Regions from separate parts of the Homo sapiens genome. Here region 1 is linked to region 2. Evidence: chromatin loops called from intact Hi-C (ENCODE). Cell type or tissue: Caco-2. All regions are shown on one strand. Links, peaks and the distances in the headings refer to the core of each region. The heading gives the core; the rest is flanking DNA. Region 1 has its middle 35 kb from the start of KCNG1. Region 2 has its middle 140 kb from the start of KCNG1.

Region 1 (6,395 bases), core at 1,703-4,202, 110 kb before region 2:
TGCCTTGCTGGCCGTCTGAACCGTTCGCTTTGTCACACCATCATAAACCGCCTGGCAGTGCCTGTAACTCCCAGTGAGGTCGATACCCTTTTCAAGAGCTGCGCTCTTTCCCTTCCTGGTGTTCTAGGCACGCAGCTGGTGCCCAGCAAATGCTCTTGACTTCTTGGTCTCATTACTCTCTGTGAGGAAACCTGCAGGCTGTTTTCCAGGAACAAAAGGTAAATAATTTCCTGTCATCAGAAGCAGTGATGGAAAAGGGGTGTTGTAAAGGCAATCTCTCTGCTTGTGAAAAAGAGGCAAGGAGACACAGCCAAACCAAGAGGCAGAACGAGTCCTCAATCCTCATTTCTGAAGGAGAGCTTGATGAATGTTCATGTATTGAAAATGTTTTGATACCTGTAAGGATCACGTATCCAACGATGTGGACAATGACACGGTCCCCAACCTCAAGGAATCACAGTGGGGAGACTGGGAGATGAAATGCAGCTATGAGAAAGTGTGATTCTTTCCAAGGTCAAGTCATCACAGAGTGAGGGTGCTTGATGCTTGTGTGTGTGTATACATGTGAGTGCATGTATGTGAGCGTGTGTGTTTAGATGAATGTGTGCTTGCCTCTGTGTGTCTGTACCTAAATGGTTTTATCAGGAGGGTCTTCCTAAAGAAGCTGATTGTATTATCTGTTGCTGTGTAATGAATTACTCAAAACTTAGCGACTTAAAACAACACATATTTGTCATTTCACAGTTTCTGTGGGTCAAGATTCCAGGCTTCCTTGAGTACCCTACCTCGCCCCTCAAAAGTCTGCAGTGAAGGCTGAGGTCTCATCTGAAAGCCTGGCTGGCAGAGGAGGATCCACTTCCAAACTTTCTCGTGGTTATTGTCAGGATTCAGTTTCTTGTGGGCACCAGCTTCCAACAAACCAAGTGAGATAGAGAGAGCAAGATGGGGTGAGCAACATGGACCCAGCGTAGTTAGGTAACCTTACTTCGAACAGACATTCCATCACTTTCACTATATTCTATTTGTTAGAAGTGAGTTGGTAGGTTCAGCTCATACTCAAGGGGTGGGACTTGCACAAAGCTGTGAACGCTAGCAGGGCAAGGACCATTGAGGGACATCCTAGAGCTACCTGCTACCCTGATTCTTCAACTGAGTTAGCTACCTGCTACCCTGATTCTTCAACTGAGTAGTTCTTTTTTTTTTTTGAGTCAGAGTTTAGCTCTGTTGCCCAGGCTGGAGTGCAGTGGCGTGATCGCTGCTCACTGCAAGCTCCGCCTCCCGGGTTCATGCTATTCTCCTGCCTTAGCCTCCTGACCAGCTGGGACTACAGGCGTCCGCCACCACACCTGGCTAATATATATATATTTTTTGTATTTTTACTAGAGATGGGGTTTCACCGTGTTAGCCAGGATGGTCTCGATCTCCTGACCTCGTGATCCGCCCGCCTCGGCCTCCCAAAGTGCTGGGATTACAGGCGTGAGCACTGTGCCCGGCCTCAACTGAGTTTTTATGCATGACCAGGAGTTCATCAGATGAGTAAGGATAATAAGTGGTTCTGGGTGGCAAGAAGCCAGCCAGCGGGAGCCCAGACATGGAAGAAAACACGCAGCATCAGGGGAAGACAGTGTGGCTATGTGGGTTGTGCGTGTGTGCATGTTTGTGGCATGTGGTGTGCTTGTGTGTGCACACATACGCAGTTCTGCATACATAGTTAGAAAGTTAGAAAATAGAAAAAATAAGACCTTGTATTTGCTAACACAGCAGTCAATAATAGTCAGTAATAAAGTAATTGTATACAAAAAATAACTCAAAGATTATAATTGGATTGGTTGTAACACAAAGGGTAAATACTTGAGGGGCTGGATAGTCCATTCTCCATGATGTGTTTCTAATGCATTGCATGCCTGTATCAAAACATCTCATGTACCCCCTAAATATATATGCCTACTATGGACCCACAAAAATTAAAATAAAAAATTAAAAAAAAGATTTCATGAGGGAGAGAGGGTCAATTGACAAAACCCATCTAAAAGGCATTTTAGGGTGGGGGTGATCATGAAAGAAGGTTGAGAAAAACACTGCTCTAGAGAAGTCAGAGAACCATTTATTGAATATTTATAACATACGGGCACTGTGTTAAGCAGTGTACGTACGCCACCTCATGCAATTCTGCAACAATCTTTGTATTGTCTGTGTTTGATGGAGAAGGAAATGGGTGGGCAGCTTCTGGCAGCTTCTTCTGACATGGCCCTGAATGACCCCCTCTCCTTGTGTGTGCCTTATATAATTCCCCTTGCTTGAGTGTGGGCTGGGCCTGGTGACTTGCTCCTAACAAATTGAAGATGGCAGAAGTTATGAGATGTCACTTCTATGATAAAGTCATAAAGACTGATTTCCTTTATAACCTGATCATGTAAGTGACGCTCCTCTGGCACAGTCTCTCTGGCTTTTCTGCTGTGGCTGCTCCAACAAAGCAAGCAGGAGAGACCCATGTGGCAAGGAACTGAGGGCATGTCCTGCCAATCATCAGCAAGAAAGCGAGGCCCTTAGTCCGACAGGTACCCGAAGGGACCCAAATCCTGGGTCCCGAATCCTGCCAAAAACCACAGGAGTGAGCTTTGACGTGGATCCCTTTCCCAGTTGAGCCTTCAGATAAGACCATGTCCCAGGCTGACAGCTTGATTGCAGCCTAGTGACAGAACCTGGGCCAAGGACTCAGGGAAGCCATGCCTGGATTCCTGACCCACAGACATGGTAAGATAGTAACTGTGTGTTGTTTTAAGCCTTTAACTTTTGAGGTGATTTTAAAATGCAGTAGTCGAGAACTAATACAGAAACAGAGAGGCTCAGAGAGGTGGAGAGACTTGTCTGAGGTTACATATTTAAGATTTCAAGCCAGGTGTGCTGATTCCCAGCTCAAGTCTCTTTAGCACCACCCTTTGTGCCTCTAGGGTCTTGATCACAGTGGCCTTAAAGGCTTGATGCAGGCTGGGTGTGGTGGCTCATGCCTGTAATCCTGGCACACTGGGAGACTGAGGTGAGTGAATCACCTGACGTCAGGAGTTTGAGACCAGCCTGGCCAACGTGATGAAAACCCATCTCTACTGAAATTACAAAAATCAGCCAGGTATAGTGTCACATGCCTATAATCCCAGCTACCCCAGAGGCTGAGGCATGAGAATTGCTTGAACCCAGGAGGTGGAGGTTGCAGTGAGCCAAGATTGCACCACTGCACTCCAGCCTGGGCGACAGAGCGAGACCCTGTCTCAAAGAAAAAAAAAATGCTTAACACATATGTGTAGCTCCTTTTGAGACAGCAGTGGGAAGTCAGTGAAGGTTTACAGGCATGATGTGGGATAAGAGAAAAGCCCATGTCTTCCTGCACCGAACATCTAGGCTGCAGCCGTGAGGGCCAGCCTCGGGGCAGGGACATCGGAATCATGAGGCTAAGACCTTGGAGTGTTCTGAGGACTTGAACTGAAGGTGAGAGGCAGAAAAAAATATACCCCCTTGCTTTTCTTCCACCAGGATGTTTTGAAGAGGAATGCCTCTTCAGGGAGCGGGCAAGGAGAGGAGGGGGCTGTGTCAGGGTGCCGACTGTTTTCTGGTGATAGTAACAGAGACCCGAGGGGAATATCTGAGCTTGGATAGTCACTGCAGTGGCTCAGTCACGACACATACCCCCCTCTCCCCCACAGGCAGCCTCTCTGCGGCCACCCGCGGCCCCCAAATGAGAGCCGCCTGGGAGTCTCACGCCTTTCATTTCCTTGTGACAATAGCAGAGGAAAATAGCTTTCTGGACTCAGCCCGACACTGATAATTAAAGGAACACTTTATCACCAGCAAGGGTGGAAACACCCACCAATGGCCTTCCAGAAAAAGAAAAAAAAAATTAAAAAAGGCTTGGTCCCATCAGTCTCTTCTCTTCATATGGAAATAGCTGGCTGGTTTGTGAGTCCTAGCTCTGTTGATTTCTTCTCTGTATTTCTGCAACGGGGATGCAGAGGACACACTTCTCAGGCTAAGATTTTTGGTTTCGTTTCATGTTTCTGCATGGACCTGCATTCTAGGTCCTCTCCATCTCTTTGGCTTCCTGTGGCCATTGTGTTAGATAAGATCTAAAGTCAGTTGCTGAGGGGCTCTGCAAGGCCCTGGCGTGATCACTAGAGTGCAAGAGATGGGACTTTGGACTCAGGCCTAGATGCCAGCAATGGTTCTGGCATTTTCTAGCGGTGTGAACCTGGGTAAGTTACTGGACTTTTCTCAGCCTCAGTTTCCTGACCTGTCAAATGGTAGTGTGCATCAAGCAGGTGGTTGTAAAGATTAAAAGAGTTTTTTTTTTTCCTGAGAGAAGGTCTTGCTCTGTTGCCCAGGCTGCAGTACAGTGACTCAATCACAGCTCACTGCAGCCTCGACCTTCTGGGCTCAAGAGATCCTCCCACCTCAGCCTCCCAAGTAGCTGGGACCACAGGTAAAAGCCACCACACCTGGCTAATTTTTGTACTTTTTGTAGAGATGGGGTTTTACTATGTTGCCCAGGCTGGTCTGGAACTGCTGGGCTCAAGCTATCCTCTTGCCTTGGCCTCCCAAAATGCTAGGATTACAGGTTGTGAGCCACCACGCCCAGCCTGGATTAGAAGAGATGTCTCAGATAAAGCACTTGACATAGGACCTGGCATACACAAAGCACTCCAAAAACCTTAGCAAAATACTGATGCAAGTAGAGACTGTGGGGGAGAGTAGCTGGGTAGGATGAGATAGAGTAAACCCTGTAATCCCTGAAGATCATGCCCACTAATCTCACTCTGCTCACCCCAAAGCCTGGACTTCCTCCTAAGAACACCAGCTCTTGGGCCTTCCCCAAAATCAGAATGTTTTTGTCTTGTTTGTTTTCTATGAGGGACAATAATTGATAGTAATAAGGTCATTCAAGTATGTGTGATATTGTCCAGGAACCTATGGTTGGGGATTAAGGAAACTAGACTGGTTTGTATTTCTCTTGGGTGGTTTGAAATGAAAGATCCATCTTGATGTGGGTGTGCGTGTGTGTCTGTGTGTGTTTCTGAATGTGAGATTTTCACTTTGTTTGTCCTTAAAGCGATAATTCTGACCAGAGGCTAACAGGTGAGATATGATGGAGAGTTCTGTAGTGGGAATCTGGCCACTGTATGAGGCTCCAGGGTGTTCTGTCCTGTTCTCTCAGGGTGTATAGCCCCATTCCAGCTCAAGCAGCTGTGTTGATTCCACACCTATAGGCTCTATGATGTTGGGCAAGTGGATTCACCTGTCTTAGCCTTTATTTCATCATCTGTAAAATGGGACTAATAATCATCCCCATCTCATATGATTGTTGTGGGGGTTATATCTGACGGTTCTCAAGAGCTTTGGCAAAGTGGCAGCTACATAGTGGGAGCTCAGTAAACAGCAATGGTACTGATGGTGGGAGGATAACTGTCTCTTTGAGGAGCTCCTCAAAGTCCCCTGCAACAGGGACCCCAACACTTGGGAGGTGTTGAGGGTGTGCTCTCAGGATCAATGGAATGAGAGAAGCAGGATGGAGCAGGGGAAGGAGCAGAATAAGGCTGTGGTTTCAGCTGGTGTTGAGCTTCAGACTTAGCCCATGGAATGAGTGGGTGGTGGGTGGGGTCTGCAGTGTAAATTGCACAGAAGTGGTTTGACCCCTAGGTCATTGCTCATGGGCTGCTTCCTGGCGTGGAAATGGGGCCTCCCTTTTGGAAGAAGGCAATTTATTGGAGAAGAGGGCAGTGAAGAGCCTTTAGAAGCCAATGCTTCCACACCCACAGGACCTAGGGATGGGCATCTGCCTGGTGAACAGGATCTGGATGGGGCATGAACAGAACTGTTACACTTCTTTATTCCTGGAAGACTGAGACATCATGGTGTTTGCTGTTTCTAGGCAAACTTTTATGGGTTCCTGGCCTGTGATGGGGGCAGTGGCTTGGCATATTGCTCACTTACCTCAGGCCTCAAGTGGTATCATTAACCCAGAGTTGAATTTTCTTCATTTCTACAGCCCTGGCAGCATCAGGCAGCGGAAATGAGAAGATGTCTCAGCCCTTTGCATAGTCCTTTCTGTCCTTTGCCGGAAATGAAAGCAGCCAGAAACACTGCCTGCGCAGAGGCCAAAGAGATGAGATCCTAGCAGTCGTGCGAGAAATCACTGTAAAAAGCACATTGCCATGGGGACAGAGAAAAGGATATCACCAGGCAGTCCCCAGGGAAGTGTGGGGTCTTGGAAGCCCATCAGAAGACTTCCCAGGGGTGTGAACAGAATGCGGCTCTGTGCTAGAGGTTGAGCATTTTCAATTCAGGAGATTTGTTATAATTCGGTTCTGTCCTTGCAGATAAAGTGGATGTTAGAGTTTGACGGATGC
Region 2 (6,395 bases), core at 2,590-5,089:
GAAGGGACACAGCTCCCTTCTGCTCACAGCCCATTGGCCAGAAGTAGTTACATGGCCCCACCTAACTCCAAGGGACCAGCCCACGAGGAGGAGTGCATGGATGGATGGGAGTGGGAACCGTGGCTCCACACCTGCCCTGTATGGCTCCCCGCCACCCTCAAGGTCAAGTCCTTACCCCAACCTCTCAGGCTTCCCCAATCCCCACTGCACAGCCCATGGTTCAGGGACACAGAGGCACTTCAGTACTCACAGCAGGCTTTCCGCAAGCTTCGCTCCTTGCCTTCACACATGCTGTCCCTCTGTCCCTTCCCCTTCTCCTGGGTGATTCCTGCTCATTCTTCATGTCATGGTTATTTATGTGTCAACTTGACTGGGCTAAGGGAAGCCCAGATTGCTGGTTAAACATGACTTCTAGGTGTATCTGTGAGGGAGTTTCTGGAAGAGCTGAGCATTGGAATCCATAGACTGTGTAAAGAAGACCACCCTGCCCAATGTAGGCATGCATCATCCAGTCCTCTGACAGCCCCAGTAGAACAAAAAGGTGGAAGAAGCATGAATCTGTTTCCTCCATTGGAGGTGGGACCTCCATCTTCTCCCACTCTCAGACACTGGTGCTCCTGGTTCTCAGGCCTCCAGACTCAGACTGGGAATTGCACCCCAGGCTATGAACTTGAACTGAATTACATCACTGGCTTTTCTGGATCTCCAGCTTGCAGAGGGCACATCACGGGACTTATTGGCCTTCAGAATCACGTGAGCAAATTCTCATAATGAATCTCCTCTTATAAATCTGTCTGCATCCTGTTGGCTCCATTTCTCTGGTGAACGCCAACTCCAACACTTCATGGCTCATCTTGGGTTCTGTGTTTTCCCTTCCGTTCAGGGGATCGGGTGTGTTCGGTGGGCTCCCCTCACCCCCTCCATGTACACCATTGACGCCTCATCACCCGGTATTTTATCTATCTGTTTCCTTGGCTCTCCCGCACTAGCCCACAAGGTATGCCTTGGTGCTGTTAACCGTGTATGCCCAGCATCCAGGGCAGTGTCTCACACAGAGTAGGAACCCAATGACCATCAGTTGATTAAAAAAAAAAAAAAAGCAGTGAATAAATGTTTATTTCAGTTGCTTTAAATCCGTATCTTGGAAAATATGGAATGAAGAGAGGTAAATAAGTTTCATTAGAGATCCGTCTGTAAAAAAAAAAACATAGCTTCCTGATGACACGTGGCTGTTTCCTGAGGACAGAGAAGGAAGCTGCATCCCTGCCTGTCCTTTAGAGTAACGCAGGCTGAGACTCCAAGTCCAGCCCTGTCACCAGGAAGCCACAGGACCCTGGGAGAGTCACTTCCCCATTTTGAACCTTGCTGATCAGATGGGGATGATAACAGTATCTGCTTCGAAGTCTCATCGAAGAGGGCATGTGAAGCCCTCAGCACCCGGCAGGTAGACTGCATGCTCTCAGTGAGCATCAGTTCTTGGTATGATGGTTTATTATTTCTAATGATCAAACCATATTAGTATTGGGGCTTAAAGAATCCTTTAAAGAATGCAGCTTGTGCTGGCATTTAGAGATGGGAGTGCGTTCTGATTCCACAGCTAGCTGGTGGGGGGCCCTCAGTTCCTTCACCTCCACAATGACCCTCTCTTTATTTCACAAGTTTGTTCTCGAGGTCCTGTGAAGTAACTACAAAATCTCGTTTCTTTACTCAAGCACACCGCGAGCTTGGTGTGCTTGAATGCTTGGTGTGCAGGCTGTGAGGGTAGCTCTGGCGCTGGGTTGCTAGAGTTGGACTCCCAGCTGTGCCACTGGCTGTGTGGCTGGAGCTGCTAACCCAGCCTTTCTGTGCCTCAGTTTCTTCATCTGTAAAATGGGGATCCCAGCAGTACTTATGACTCGCGGGGTTGTTGTGGGAATTGTGTTAAACACATCAAACATTTAGAAAGTCCTTGGAATATAATAAGTGCTCAATAAATGTTGGTTGATATGATTCTTGTTATTGTCAGATGCTAACGACAGGTGTGGAGGATGGAGTGGTTCCTCCCCCCGTGGAGCACACGGGGAGCAGAGGAGCAGGAGAGGTAAATGAGCAATCAAAGCCCGGGTAGAAAGTTCTACACGCAGGAGATTAAGAGGGAGCCAGCACAAATGTGGGCCGAGGAGCCAGACTGGCTTGGCTCAGAATTCTCGCCTCACCCTTATTAGCTGTAAAAACGGGACTGGCACCAGGAATTACCCACCTCACCCAATGTCGGGAGGAGGAACTGAACACCAGCATGCTTAGAGCAATACCACTCCGCATTGCCAGAGGGGTTAGGCATTCTTTTCACTGCCAACCCCCCAGGTGGAAGACAAGGGAAGGCTGAGATAAGGATGAGTTGGGGGAAGGCACAGGGGTGGGGTGGGGTGGGCTGGAGCCAGGTGATGGTGGAGAAAGAAAGAAGCTCTGCATGGCCCCCGCGGGATACGTGAGGCAGCACAATAAGCACCAAGGCTGCAGATGGCTGGGACCATCTTCTTATGTGTTCTTTCAACAGAGGTTTACCGAGCACCTTCTACAACCAGGCCCTGGGGGGACACTAGTGCACAGGACTCAGCTAAGGGCTTAGCTCAGGGTAATGGGGAGCCAAGGGGGGGATATTGTGCAGGGAACAAAAGGAAAAAATATGCCTTTGAGAAAGATGTGGAGGGCCAGGCACGATCATGCCTTTAATTCCCGCACTTTGGGAGGCCAAGGTGGGAGGATTGCTTGAGACCAGAAGTTCAAGACCAGCCTGGGAAACATAGTGAGACCCCACCCCCCACCATCTCTACAAATAATAATAATAATAATAATAATAATAATAATAATAATAATTAGCCGGGTGTGGTGGTGCATGCCTGTACTCTCAGCTACTTGTGAGGCTGAAATAGGAGGATCACTTGAGCCAGGAGGTCAAGGCTGCAGTGAGCTATGATCACACCACTGCACTCTAGCCTGGGCAATAGAACAAGACAGCTTCTTAAAAAATAAAAATAAAAAAAAAAAGATGTGAAGGCTGAATCAGAGAGGATCCCAGATCCCAGATCCCAGCACAGATGTGAAGGGTGTCATCCTGGCCTAGTCCTAATAGAGTTGTCCTGATAAAGGCCAAAACTGCAGCCCTCAGCCCTTTTCCTCCCTCACTCTCAGACCTCCAGGGCCCATCGGAAGGGTTGCCATATAAGATACAGGATACCCAGTTAGATTTGGACTTCAAATAAACAACAAATAATTTTTTAGTATGAGGCTGTCCCAAATATTGCACAAGACATGCTTATATAAAACACCTGCTAACGCTGGTCAGCCTACCTCCATGGGGTCGCATCCGAGAGCTGACGGGCAGCATTTGGTGGAGTGCCAGTTACTTCAGAGTGTTCACCTGAGCTCAGCCTACAGCCGGATGAGGACAGGGCTAACACCAGGGACGTTTTCTTTGCAAGATGAGTCAGAGAGAAGACAGAGGAGCTCTGCCGGCCTCCTCGGGCCCCCAGGTTTACTTCTTTCCTCTTTTCCAGCTGACCAGGGTCTTTCTCCCCTGCCTGGGAGGACTTAAGCCAGGCAGCTTCCTTGAGTCAGTTCAGATGCTGAACAGATAAGACACAGCTCTTTGTGCCCTGGGAGCTGAAGGATGCCAGCTGCACGCGAGATTCTTCAACTGTCTTACGAGGGCAGTCTTTGCAAAGCGCCCCCTCCATGGGCAGGAATAGCAAACACTACCATCGTTTAGGTCTGTTTTTTATGGCAGGCTTTTGGGAGTCAAATGTCTTTTGGTTTGAGTCTCAGTTTTGCCACCTACCATGTGCATGACCTTGGGCAAGCTGCTTCTCCCTCTTGGGTTCAGTGGCCAATCTCATGGGCTTGTGGGGAGTTGAAATGAGCAGATGTGGATAAAATGCTTAGCTCCATAGTGCCTGACACCTGGTCAGGCACCCAGAAAAACTACGGTGACACAACCCAAGAGATATCATCTCCATGTTACCAACAAGGAACCAGGCTCCCAGGGGCAAAGTCCAAGGGTGGGTATCCAGTAACCAGCTGAGCCAGACCTTGCCCCTGGCCCCTATGCTGAGGTTCACCTTCCTGAAACTTCACATCAGATCATGAAATGCCAACCCAGAAGGGTTCTCCAACTCCCAGAGCCCATGGACTTCTTGGAAAAGCTGAAACTTATTTGATTACGAGACTAATGCATATTCATTGAAGATAATTTAGAAAATGCAATTTTGCCAAAAGAAGAAAATAAAACTCACCAGCACTCTCACCACCCAGAGATAGTCACGGCTGACGTGCTGTGGTGTGTATTTTAAGGCCTTGAGGGAAATTTTAAAAACTTAAAACTGAGATTTCCTGCACTGCCTTTGATCACAGCCTGGGGCTTCGGCAGGGTGTCTCAGCCTCAGCACGGCTGACATTCTGAGCCGGATGGTTCTCTGTCGTGGCAATGTCCTGTGCACTGTGGGATGTTTAGCGGCATCCGTGACCTCCACCCACCAGATGCCAGTGGCGCCCCTCATAGGACAACCAAAAATGTCTCTGGATATTGCCAAGAGCTAAGTGCAAAATTGGCCCTGTGGGCCATCATTGGGTTTAGGTGTAGAGGCTCTGAAATCAGCCAGACCTGGTTTTAATCCCAGATTAGGCATAGACTCAGGCAAATTAGTTAATGACCATGAACCTCTCCGTCTCCATCTATGAAATAGGGCCAATACTTCCCATCTGGCACCATTGGTGTGAGGGTTAGAGGAGACGGTGTTTGGGACATGGAAAGCTTCAATACGAGAAAGCTGCTATTGATTTTGGCATCCTCATAGCCCGTGGCTTCTCTGATGAGGACTGACTTCAAAAAAACTCAAACAAATCAACAGCGGAAACTCACCTGCCTTTGGAAGACCCTTCACTCCTGAGTGAGATATGCAGCTTGTCTTAGAATGGTGGCAAGAGTTAAGATTGAGAGGGTGGCTATAGAGCCAGCCCCTCTGCTTTTGTGTCTCATCTCTGTCCCCCACTGCATGTGTAAGTGGCCTTGGGCAGATGACTGAACACTTCTGTGTCTCAGTTTCCTCATCTGTATCATGAAGGCAATGGCAGTACCCACCTCTTGGGGTTGCAAGGACTAAATGAGTTCACCCAATAAATGGCTTTATTAATAAATATTATTTGGTCAGTGCAAAAGTAATTGCTGTTTCTGCCACTACTTTTAATATTACACATGGCCAGTCTGGTGTAGGAGGGAAAGGGTACCTTAGAAACTACCAAAATGAAATTGTGCCTTGGAGAAACATTGAGTGAGAGGGAGGCTCTGGATGGACGAATTGACCACATGTGCCTGGCTATGCCTCTCTTCTTTCTAGACCCCAGGCACAATTGCTGTCCCTACTGCTCCAAGGCTTGTGAGTGACATTGGACTGGCCTCCATACCTGGAACATTGGAGTCTACACCCCAGGGAAATTTCAGTTTAAAAAATCCATTGTGTCCCAGGGGCTTCCAGGTGATTTTTTAAAAGTTAAAAAAATTATGGTGAAATATACACAAAATTGACCACTTTAAGTGTGTAATTCATTAAGTACATTTACACCCTTGTGCACAACACAAAATTAACCATTTTAAGTGTACAATGCATTAAGTATAATTGTATTGTTGTGCAACCATTACCACTATCCGTCTCTAGAGCCTTTTCATTTTCCCAAACTGAAACTCTGTACCCATGAACTCCCTCCTCTCAGCCCCTGGAAACCACCATTCAGCTTTCTGTCTATGAATTTGACTACTTTCAGTACTCCATATAAATGGAATTACGCAATATGTGTCCTTTTGTGACGGCCTTATTTTACTTAGCATAATGTCCTTAAGGTTCATCCATGTTGTAGCATGTGTTACAATTTCCTTCCTTTTTAAGGCTGCATAATATTCCACTGTGTTGATGTAGCACATTTTGTTTATACATTCATCTCCTGATGGGCATTTGGGTTGCTTCTGCCTTTTGACTATTGTGAATAATGCTGCTATCAACACTAGTGTCTATGTATCTGTTTGAGACCCTGCTTTCAGTTCTGTTGGGTGGATACCTAGCATCAGAATTGCTGGGTCATATGGTAACTCTATGCTTAGTTTTTTTGCGAAACCACTGTACTGTTTTCCACAGTGGGTGCACCATTCTACATTCCCATCAGCAGTGCATAAGGGTTGCAATTTCTTCACATCTTCACCAGTCCGAAGTGTTTTTAACCCAGCTGTCCTTTGGATTTTTACACACTGAAAACAGTATAGCGTATGTATGGGAGGGGCCCTTCTTCATAAAAATTCTTTGTATTTCTAAAGATCTTCAAACATTTCCAGTGAGCTGATGCATGTTTGAACTTCACAACAGTACAGC

The links. Hi-C counts contacts between places; a loop is a spot of excess contacts. Peaks named below come from ENCODE experiments on the same cell type or tissue, not always from the same donor. Only the 100,000 strongest peaks of a DNase experiment are listed, where the experiment ranks them.
Region 1: it touches region 2 in a loop (2.6-fold over the local background); 1 of 110 quality-filtered maps calls a loop at or near these places.

What each region holds. Positions count from the first base shown.
Region 1 is chr20:51,054,411-51,060,805 of GRCh38, forward strand. No RefSeq gene overlaps it. Among named protein-coding and RNA genes, the nearest start is that of KCNG1, 35 kb to the left of the region's middle. RefSeq lists an enhancer at 3,201-3,701. In Caco-2, for the core only: no CTCF peak of the experiment used is centred there; no DNase peak of the experiment used is centred there; H3K27me3 peaks cover 155 bases.
Region 2 is chr20:51,160,866-51,167,260 of GRCh38, forward strand. No RefSeq gene overlaps it. Among named protein-coding and RNA genes, the nearest start is that of KCNG1, 140 kb to the left of the region's middle. In Caco-2, for the core only: no CTCF peak of the experiment used is centred there; a DNase peak (open chromatin) is centred at 4,016.